Regions from separate parts of the Mus musculus genome. Here region 2 is linked to region 1. Evidence: chromatin contacts called from ENCODE Hi-C or POLR2A ChIA-PET data. All regions are on one chromosome and are shown on one strand. Each heading gives the region's core, a stretch centred on a gene start or an enhancer-like site at or near the end of the contact. The rest is flanking DNA. Distances are from core to core; before and after follow the strand shown. Region 1 overlaps Kat2b (K(lysine) acetyltransferase 2B). Region 2 overlaps Kat2b (K(lysine) acetyltransferase 2B).

Evidence for each region. Hi-C counts contacts between places; a loop is a spot of excess contacts on that map. ChIA-PET counts read pairs that join two places held with the same protein, here RNA polymerase II (POLR2A).
Region 2: POLR2A ChIA-PET joins it to region 1 with 10 read pairs in Patski. The contact joins two enhancer-like sites. A Hi-C loop is called at or near these places in 1 of 37 maps with a recorded cell type or tissue (v-Abl transformed pro-B cells). POLR2A ChIA-PET finds 5 or more read pairs at or near these places in 2 of 5 experiments (Patski and embryonic stem cell).

What each region holds. Positions count from the first base shown.
Region 1 is chr17:53,584,987-53,589,729 of GRCm38, reverse strand. All of the region lies in intron 1 of Kat2b (K(lysine) acetyltransferase 2B), which reads right to left. Among named protein-coding and RNA genes, the nearest start is that of Kat2b, 20 kb to the right of the region's middle. Within about 2 kb of position 2,060, at least 2 of the 3 ENCODE cell types and tissues checked have a DNase peak (open chromatin) inside an H3K27ac peak, as active enhancers do.
Region 2 is chr17:53,648,734-53,653,476 of GRCm38, reverse strand. Kat2b (K(lysine) acetyltransferase 2B) reads right to left here. Exons shown (of 18, transcript NM_020005.4): 9 at 4,594-4,730; 10 at 247-455. Among named protein-coding and RNA genes, the nearest start is that of Sgo1, 38 kb to the left of the region's middle. Within about 2 kb of position 2,603, at least 1 of the 3 ENCODE cell types and tissues checked has a DNase peak (open chromatin) inside an H3K27ac peak, as active enhancers do.

The DNA.
Region 1 (4,743 bases), core at 811-3,310:
CAACTCTGTTGGGTCTTCTCCTCCTCCTCTTCTTCCTTCTTCATCTTCCTCTTCCTCCTCTTCTTCTTTCTTCCTTCCTTCTTTCCTTTCTGACTTTCCTTTTACTTTTTTCCCTTGTGGTAAAATCCCTAAAAATGCCATTGATAGTGAACACCTAAACCTTCAGAATGACCTTCCTAACTATATAGACGGTCCCTGGGATTCACAGAGTTCGAGACTTCGTAGGTGTTTGAGTAGCTACCACGATCCAGCTGTGTGATGGTTTTTTTGAGTTCATTATAAAGGTGATTTTCTTGTGAGAGAGGGTCTCACCATATAACCCTGGCTGGCCTATAATTGGCTGTATAAACCAGGCTGGCTTTGAACTCACAGAGATGGGTCTGCTGCATTCTAATTTGGGGGATTAAAGGCATGAGCTAACATGCCCAGTCAGTACACTAAGAGGATTTTTTAAAACTCGCTACTGGGAGCTGGAAATATGGCTGGGAGGTTCAGAGTACTTGTTCTTACAGGACAGAGGTTCAATTCACAGGACCCAAATGGAAATCACAACCATCTATAACTCCAGTCCCAAGAGATGATACTCTTCTGGCCTCCATGACTACTCAGCATGCATATGATGCAGACATACATGCAAGCAAAACACCAGCATAAAGAAAATAGTTTGTTGCCAGGCGGTGGTGCCGCACGCCTTTATTCCCAGCACTTGGGAGGCAGAGGCAGGCGGATTTCTGAGTTCAAGGTCAGCCTGGTCTACAAAGTGAGTTCCAGGTCAGCCAGGGCTATACAGAGAAACCCTGTCTCGAAAAACCAAAAAAAAAAAAAAAAAAAAGGAAGAAAGAAAGAAAATAGTTTGTCTTTTAATCTTGCTTAACTACCAAGGAGAGCATTTAATTTTTTTCAAGACAACTCTGGTCTAAATCATCTTATTTTCCGAACAACCCACAGGAAGGCCAGGTGAATAATTCAATGATAGAGAAGGGTTTCACTGGCCTGAGTTTACATAGCTGGCAAAGAGCAAGGGGCCAAAACCAATACCAGAACTCAGCTCTGGCACCTGAAACTACCTTGTGGCACCTCCTTCTTAAAGTGCAGGGACACAGAAATCAGTGGGGTGGCATATAACCTGTCGAGCATCACTCAGCAGGTGAAAGCAGCAGGACCAGGAGTTCAAGGTTATCGTGGCTACAAAGGCTGTTGGAAGACCAACGAGATTCCAAGACTGTCTCAATTTGCCCCCTCCACGAAAAACAGAAAGTGGCTACTGGTGAATGCAGCCACACGTTTGAATCTCAAAAACACTGCTGCACTAAAGTGTATTGTGTAATACCGTTTTCTGGTGATGGTGGCAGTACTAAATGTGGAACCCAGGATCATCTTACCTCTTAAGCTACATCTCCGCCTCTCTGTTTACTGGTTTTCTTTGAAACCAAATCTAAATCATGCCCAGGCTGGCCTTAAATTCCTTCTGTGGCCTTAAATTCCTCTTAGCCTCTTAATGGAGCAACTAGAGTTATGAGGCCTACACCACCAAAGAACAAAACTCAGAGTCAGTTCGGAAGCAGCTTCTAGGGGTGGGGTAGGGCTGAAAGGAAAAGAGCAGGAGAGAAGACTCCAGAATGTTCTTGCTTGGGCATGGTGAGGCACACCTGTATGTAATCCAGGCACTTGCAAGGCTGAGGCAGAAGGATTGCCATGAGTTCAAGCATGAGCTACACAAGTAGCATCCTGTCTCAGGCTTGAAATGAAACTTGCTTAAAATGTTTAAAGCACTAGGTTCAACCCCCAGCATACTCACTCCTCACTGAACAAAAAAATAAATTTTTTTTTCTCTGCACAGTCCCTGCGGGGTAGGACAGGAAGGGATTCCCCAGGCACTACCAGCAACTTCTCTGTTTTCCTTCAGTGTGGCACTTACCATGTTCTGTTATTTTCTTTTTCACCATCTGCTTCTGCTACCAGAAAGCAAGCTCTACAAGAATAAGGACCCATCTGTCACTACACCCCCACATCGTCTACATCAATGCCTGGCAGCCTGAGTAACAATGTTGACTGAACGGAAAAACTGTCACTATCTACAGTGCACAGCCATGAAGCTCGAGTCTGGGAAGGGTGAGAAGCCTCGGAGGGCACAGATGGAAAGTGCCATGTGAGAATTTGAGCTCAGGTCTGTGGTCTAACCGCCCTGAGGTTTGGGTCTCCTCGATTTCTTGGCTTGTTTTCTGGCAGTTCAGAAAGCTGTCTTCTACAACTCACGATGGTTTTCTCTGAAGTGACTTTAAATGTGACTTTCCACTTTAATTTTTCTCCTCCTCCATTATTGTCTCTCTAGCAAGAGGCTGCTGCGGCTTTCACCTCCCTTTACACATGCTGGCCCGGGGAACTGTTCCGACGGAAGAAGAGTCAAGTAGTCATTCCTACAGGGACGCGCAATCCTGGGTTGCATGACTCATTTGTTATTTCGAAGTATGCTGACCTTGGCTTCCTTGGCATTCTGCCAGCCCATTTCAACACCAGCTTGTTACAGCAGATGCAAATTAGTGCTGCCACCATCTACCACTGAAACAGTCACTGGCATTCCTTGATCTGGGCCCTGTCTTGGAATCTCCTGCACAGCAATGGGGAGGGGGTTCCAAAAGGCTTCAGCAAGGCACATTAACTAAGGGAGATTGGGAACCATGGTCAACATGGAACTTAGTACCCCAACCCAACCCTGAGGCAACCAAAGAGATAAGTCTCCTTCAGAGAGTGGGGGACAGTCATTCCAAGGGCATTCAGTTTTTTCCAAAATCAGTATATTCATGATTTAGAAATTATAAAGCTGTGCATGGTGGTCTATGCCTCCAATGCCAAAACTCACAGGCAGGAGGCAGGAGGATCAGAAACTCAAAGTCAACACTGGCTTCATAGAAAGTCTGAGCTGTCCCTGGATTCACATGACCTTGCCTTAAAAAGAGAGAGAGGGAGGGCAGAGGGAGGAAAGGAAGAAAAGGGGATGGGATGGGGACAGAAGAATAGCTGGCTCCTAAACAAAAAAGTAAAGACAACTTACTGCCACTTTAAAAGAGCAGTGTACACAAAAATATATAAACAAGAGCAATGTAGGTCTATACATAACTGATGTCATTTCTATTTCATTAATGTAGTAGACTTTTAAACTTTCTGGAAAGTCAATTTTTGTATTGTATAGGTTTATTTTGGTCTGTTGGTTGGCTGACTTTCTGAAACTGGCTTTCTCTATGCCGTTCTGACTGGTCTGGAACTCTCAAAAGAGATCCTGAGAAATCCTGCCCCTGTCTCTAAGTGCTGAGACTAAAGGTATGTACCATCATGCCTTTCAAAACAGTAATGATGTCTTTAGGAAAATATGATTATGACAGAGCAGAAAGAGTGAATTTGAGGCTAACAGAAGCTGCAAAAAATGACCCTGTTCTCAGCAACAACCAACGACAAAAGCTGGAAAGATTGCATTAGTCTGTGATGCCAGCATTGAAGAAGTAGCCTCGACTAAATAATGAAACCCTATTTGAACAGAAAGAAAAGCCAGCCGTGAGCGAAGAGAACCACACTAGGAGATGCCTCAGTCCCAGCTGCCAGGTCTTTTGCTTTGGATCCATAGCTACAAAGTCTCTTAGAGCCTCAGTTTCTCTTCCTTTTGTCTCAACACAAGAGTCTCACTCTGCAATCTAGAATGGCCTAGACCTCACTACGTAACCCAGGTTGGTCCCAAACTTTGTGCAATCCCCTGCCTCAGTTCTGGGTTGTCAGGATTATAGGTGTAAGCCACCTCATATGGCTACCTTTCCCAAATTTAAAAAATGTTTTCTTGGGCTGGAGAAGTGGCTCAGCGGTTGGGAGCACTGACTGCTCTTCCGAAGGTCCTGAGTTCAAATCCCAGCAACCACATGGTGGCTCACAACCATCCATAATGAGATCTAATGCCCTCCTTCTGGGGTGCCTGAAGACAGCTTCAGTGTACTTACATATAAAATAAATAAAAATAAAAAATAATTTTAAAATGTTTTCTTGCCAGGCATGGTGGTACACAACTTTAATCCAAACATTCGAGAGGCAAAGGCAGGTGGATCTCTGTGTTCAAAGCCAGTATAGTCTACAAAGCAAGTTCCAGAACACCAGGGCTATTATACCCTGTCTTGAACACACACACCAAAAAGTGTTTTCTTTCTTCTAGTCTCACAAAGCCTTTGAATATAAAATTATCATCTTACTCGACAACTATTTTTTGAGTGCCTAGGATGTACATCTTCATGCTATGAGAAATAAGTCCAAGTCCCTGCTTCATGGGACTCAGAACATGGGCAAGAAATGGTTTTCAAACTTTTGATATCTAGGGGTATAGTTCAGGAAATGTGTGTATGTGTGTGTGTGTGTGTGTGTGTGTGTGTGTGTGTAATACATATATACATACACAATGATTTCCAACTCTTGGTAAGTGTAACAAATGAATGAAAAGGATAATTAATATTACAAGGTGATGGATGGCATGCTCCTGTTTAGACAGGCAGGGGAGAGGAGTTAAACATTTCTGAGATATTGGAATCTGAGACCATATGAGAAGGAAGTTTGAGAACAAGTTACAGAAATAAACACAGGAAAGAGCTGAAGGATAGCTCAGTAACAAAACACTTGTGTAGGATGCACAAGACCCCATTCCCATCCTTTTCCATTTCCAGCACAGGAAACAAAAAGGGGAGGGGGTTATGCAAGCATGCCTCTTTGTGT
Region 2 (4,743 bases), core at 1,354-3,853, 63 kb before region 1:
GCTATGAAGTAAGACACCCTAGGATTTCTATGCTCTCGTGGCTATAAAATTTCAGTCTATTAATAAGAATGTAAAAAGTGTTGATAGATTAATCTTAGTGATTTTGACCCGAAAGTTATATCAGTATGGCTCTCTATCAACAGTAGGACAGAAGGCAGCTATATTCCAAGGGCTGAATGTCACTGTCTAAATAAACAGTTCGTCCTTGGACTGGAGAGGAACTAAGGAAGAATGAGTTGAACTTACGGGTCAAAGACGAGCCGTGTGATGTACTCTTTGGGCATTCTGGGCAGCTGGTGGGAAAACACATTCTGGAGGCCCACGAGCCACATCAGGATCTTCTTGTTTGGTTTCTGGTTCAGGGAGTTGCCCACCACGTGGAATTCAATGACACCCCTGCGTTCTTCCAGCCGTGCCGCCTCATCTCTGGCCGAATGGGCTGACAGAAAATTGGTCTGGGATCCAGAAGACAAGAATAGATTACAAAGGGCTTTTCTTTGAAAGTGGTGGACTGGATAATATGAACTCTTTCCATGTTCTGATAAGACTCTGATGTGAATTTCTGGGTCTTAAACACATATGCACAAGAGCCCCTGTGCATCCACATCCCACAAGTTATGAAGACAAAATAGAAATGTGAATTAAGTAGGTTAGATAGGTGAATCAGCAGTTAAAAAAGTTTACTATATAATCAGACAGACTGGAGTTTGGAATCCCAGTATCCATAGAACAAGCCACGAGCATCCTTTTGCACACTTGTAACCCCAGCTCCAATGAAGGCATAGACAGAAGGGTCACTAGGGCTTGCTGGCTTCCAACCTAACCAAGAAAATAAGCTGAAGCCCTAGGTTGAGGCCCCGTCTCAAAAGGCTTGAAGGAAAGTTGTAGGGGAAGATACTGAATACCCTCTTCTGGCCCTGATGCACACACAGGCATGGGAAACCACGCACACAAAAGTAAGTGGATGAATTAAGTAGATAAATTAGCATTATGAAAAGTTAATAAGTGCATGTGCATTATATTTTATATGGGTTAGGCATCAGAAAACTTTTGGTTGTTGTTCTGAGACAGGGTCTTGCTCTGTAGTATAAGCTGGCCTTGAACTAAAATCTTCCTACCTCAGCTTGCCCAGGGACAGGAAATATATATATCACTTCTGATTAGGAAAATCGTTTTGTAAGAGAACCTGTAGAAAATATTTTAGAAGAGCTGAGGAGATAGCACACCAACTAAAGCACTTGCTGCATAACTTGAGGACCAGAGTGCAGATCCCCAGAGCCTAGGATTTCAAGTGGATCTGGTGGCCAGCAGTAGTGCAAGCTGACTACTGAGACTAATCAACAAACAAGTTATGTGGGGTTTTGGTTTGTTTGTTTGTTTGTTTTTGTTTTGAGAGAGAATCTGCCATGCATGGGCACCGATGTCCTGCCATGCTCATGTGAACATATGTATCAACGCAAAAGTTATCTTTAAGACAATATTTTAGGGCGGTGTTAGAAAGCTGGCTCCTTGGTTAAGAGCATGCACTGCTCTTTGAGAGGACCCAAGTGTGGGTCCTACAAAATACACACACTTGGTGGCTCACAACTGCCTGTAACTCCAGTCCTGAGAGTCTGACACCCTCCTCTGGCCTCCTTGGGCACATGTACATAATTCCACACAGATATACATGTACAGGTAATTTAAACAATAAAATAAGATATTTTTAATCATGTGTACCCCCTCTCTCCTATTCAGTTGCTACTGTAGCCTATAAGCAGACACAGACACACTAGTATAGAATACGGAGCATGATCTTCCAACTCTAAGGAGGGTAGCGGAGCTTGAGGAAAAGATCAGCAGTTCACAGTGCCTGCTGGTCTACAGGGAACGCAGGCTTGGTTTCAAGCCCCCATATTGGGAGGCTCACAACCGCCTGCAACTCCAGCTCCAGGGGACCCAGTGCCCCTTTCTGGCTTCTATGGGCAGCCACACATACATGGCATGTACTCAGATATATGCCATAAATAAATAAAAATAAATATAAAAATTTTTGAATTGGGGGAGCAGTCAGGTGGCACAGCAGGTAGGGTGCTTGATACAAAACCCGAGAACCTAAGTTCAATACCTGGACAAAGACCCATCTGACGGAAGGTGAAAATGAATCCCCTCACACTGGCCTCTAACCTCCATATTTACACCATGGCCTGGGTGTCTCCACTGGTGCATGAACACATACACACACAAGCACATTAAATAAATCAGTGTTCATTTTTAAGAGAGAACCAATAAGATGCATTATCAGGTAAGAGTGTTCACTGCACAAAACTGATGACTTCGGTTTGAGGCCCAGAATCCACAACTAAAGGAGAGAACTGACTTGTGAAAGTTGTCCCCTAGCCTCGATGCATGAGTGAGTCACTCACACAACATATTAATAACATAGAAGCAATGAAAATAATAATAATAATAATAATAAATTAAAGACCATTAAGATAACAGGTTCCAAATTCTTGAAATAGAGCAGCAGTCATATTTATATTCTTAGTGCCTCTTTTGGGAAGACACTTTTCTTTCTAGAAGTATCTATTGATCCAGACTTAAAACTCACAGCAGGCTACATGGCCTAGAGCCAGCACCCCATGCTTTAATCCACCTCATGCTGGGCAAGGAAATCTTTGACAAACAGCTCTGCTGGGAAGAAAAATCCTAACTATAGCACTAGCTTTGAGGTCTCTGGCTAGTTGTCTAGGTGACTGGGTATCACTGTGGTAGATATTTCAAGTGACCAAGATATTTAAAAACTAGCTTACAAAAATGTCTAAAACTGTAGCAGCTTTCTTGGGCATGCTGATACACTATTAACTACAGCAACAGATTGTGAAATGGGAGACTGCCTCCCCACTTTTCATCTGAGCAGGCCAAGCTCTGGCTCATGTATGAAGTTACGAAACCCCTAAAGCCAATACACAGAAGGTCAGCTTTAGGTCCCCACAGACTGGATAGTCAGTCCAGAAGGAATGAATTTTATGAGATGGTTCTGTTGCAACACTCAATCCTCCAAATGATCTTTGACATTAATAAAAGAGTCACAAAAACAGAGCAGTATGAAACTTACTGATTTAATCTAGCAAAGCCACACCAAAAAGATAGAAGTTGTTTATACACTACTACCCAAGTCATGTGTTCATTTCCTGGAAACGTCTTGAGCCTCCCTGTTCCTGGATGTCTTACAATAAGATGAGAGCAGACTTTCAACCAAAATGTTTTACCTGCATTGACCTAAACTATTACACAGATCCACACTGAGATATTATGCATAATTTGCTAACAAAGTTCCTCAACAAAGACAGCATTGTAAGAGAAGAGAAAAGGCCTGGAGAATGGCTTTAAAGGAGACTAAGGAGCCGGGGATATGGCTCGGAGGTATGGAATATGGCATATAACAAGCCCTTGACTTGATCCCCACCACCACATGAACCTAGCAAGGTGGTTCAAGGTCATTAATCCTGGCTATATAGATAGTCCAAGATCAGCCTAGACTACATGAGACCAGTCCAGGAAAAAAAAAAGAAAGAAAGAAAGAGAGAGAGAGAGAGAGAGAGAAGGAAAGGAAGGAAGGAAGGAAGGAAGGAAGGAAGGAAGGAAGGAAGGAAGGAGGCAGGGAGGCAGGCAGGGAGGGAGGAAGGAGAGAGACAGAGACAGAGAGAAGGAAGATAAAAAGATGAAGAAATGAATACTGAATTCTATGCTTGGTTCTTAACTGAGCCTCCAACAATAACGCATATTATGAATAGCATAAATTGGTCAGATGGTCACTGGACCTAGAGGTTGAAAATTAGGCCATAAGTCAGCAAACTTTCCACTGAAAAGTCAAGAGATGAACTTTTTTTTTTTTTTTTGCAAGACACACATTCCAAGCCTCAGTGATTCCATTTTCCTGCTATGCGCAATGGTTAGCAATTAACACAGCCCAGAAAAGCGATTTCCAGCCTACGACGCTGGACACCTTCACTCCTAGCGAGTAAGAAGCTGACACCCAATTCCTTAGCCCACAAGCTGAGCAGCAGACATGACTGGTAGGCTACAGTCTGCCAACCCTAAACCAGAGAACCTTATAATGAAGTTAAATTTCCTGAGTGCTAACTCACGTGATTATATAAGAGAATTGCTTTCCTATGAGACACAGGCAGATGCACTAGGTGTGATGTATTATTATATCTGTTTCGGACTCTGCAATGATTCTAAAAGGTTCACAGGAGAGGAAAAGGAGGTCAAGAAAGGAAAAAAGGAGGTAATCACTGACGCTTCTCAGCACAACACAGTCCATGGGTGTTTCGTTTTCTTTTGTTTTCTTTTGTTTTGTCTTTTGCATTGCTGGTGGAAGCTTGAAATTCTTCACTATGGAAACGTTCCCAACTACTTGAAACTGTAGTTTGTGCCCCTGTAATTGATATTTATCAAAGGGAACCACATCTTGGTTAGCCACTCCTGACCTCCCTATAGTGGCCTCTAGGTTACAGGTGACCAGCAGTGTGTTCTCAGCACCCCACCCTCATCTGTGACAGCTAGTGTGGCAGGGAGACCAGAAGGTGCCTTGTTCACCCTGCTGACCTCTGGTCCAAGCATCCCTGCAGGGTCTGTGATGGTAGACATGACCTCATTGATCAATTCCACGGGAATATCCCCCATCACTCGAGATCTCTTGGCCTCCTCGGGAGCATGAGAGTTGTTCATTTTCCTCTTTTCTCCTGTGATGTTCAA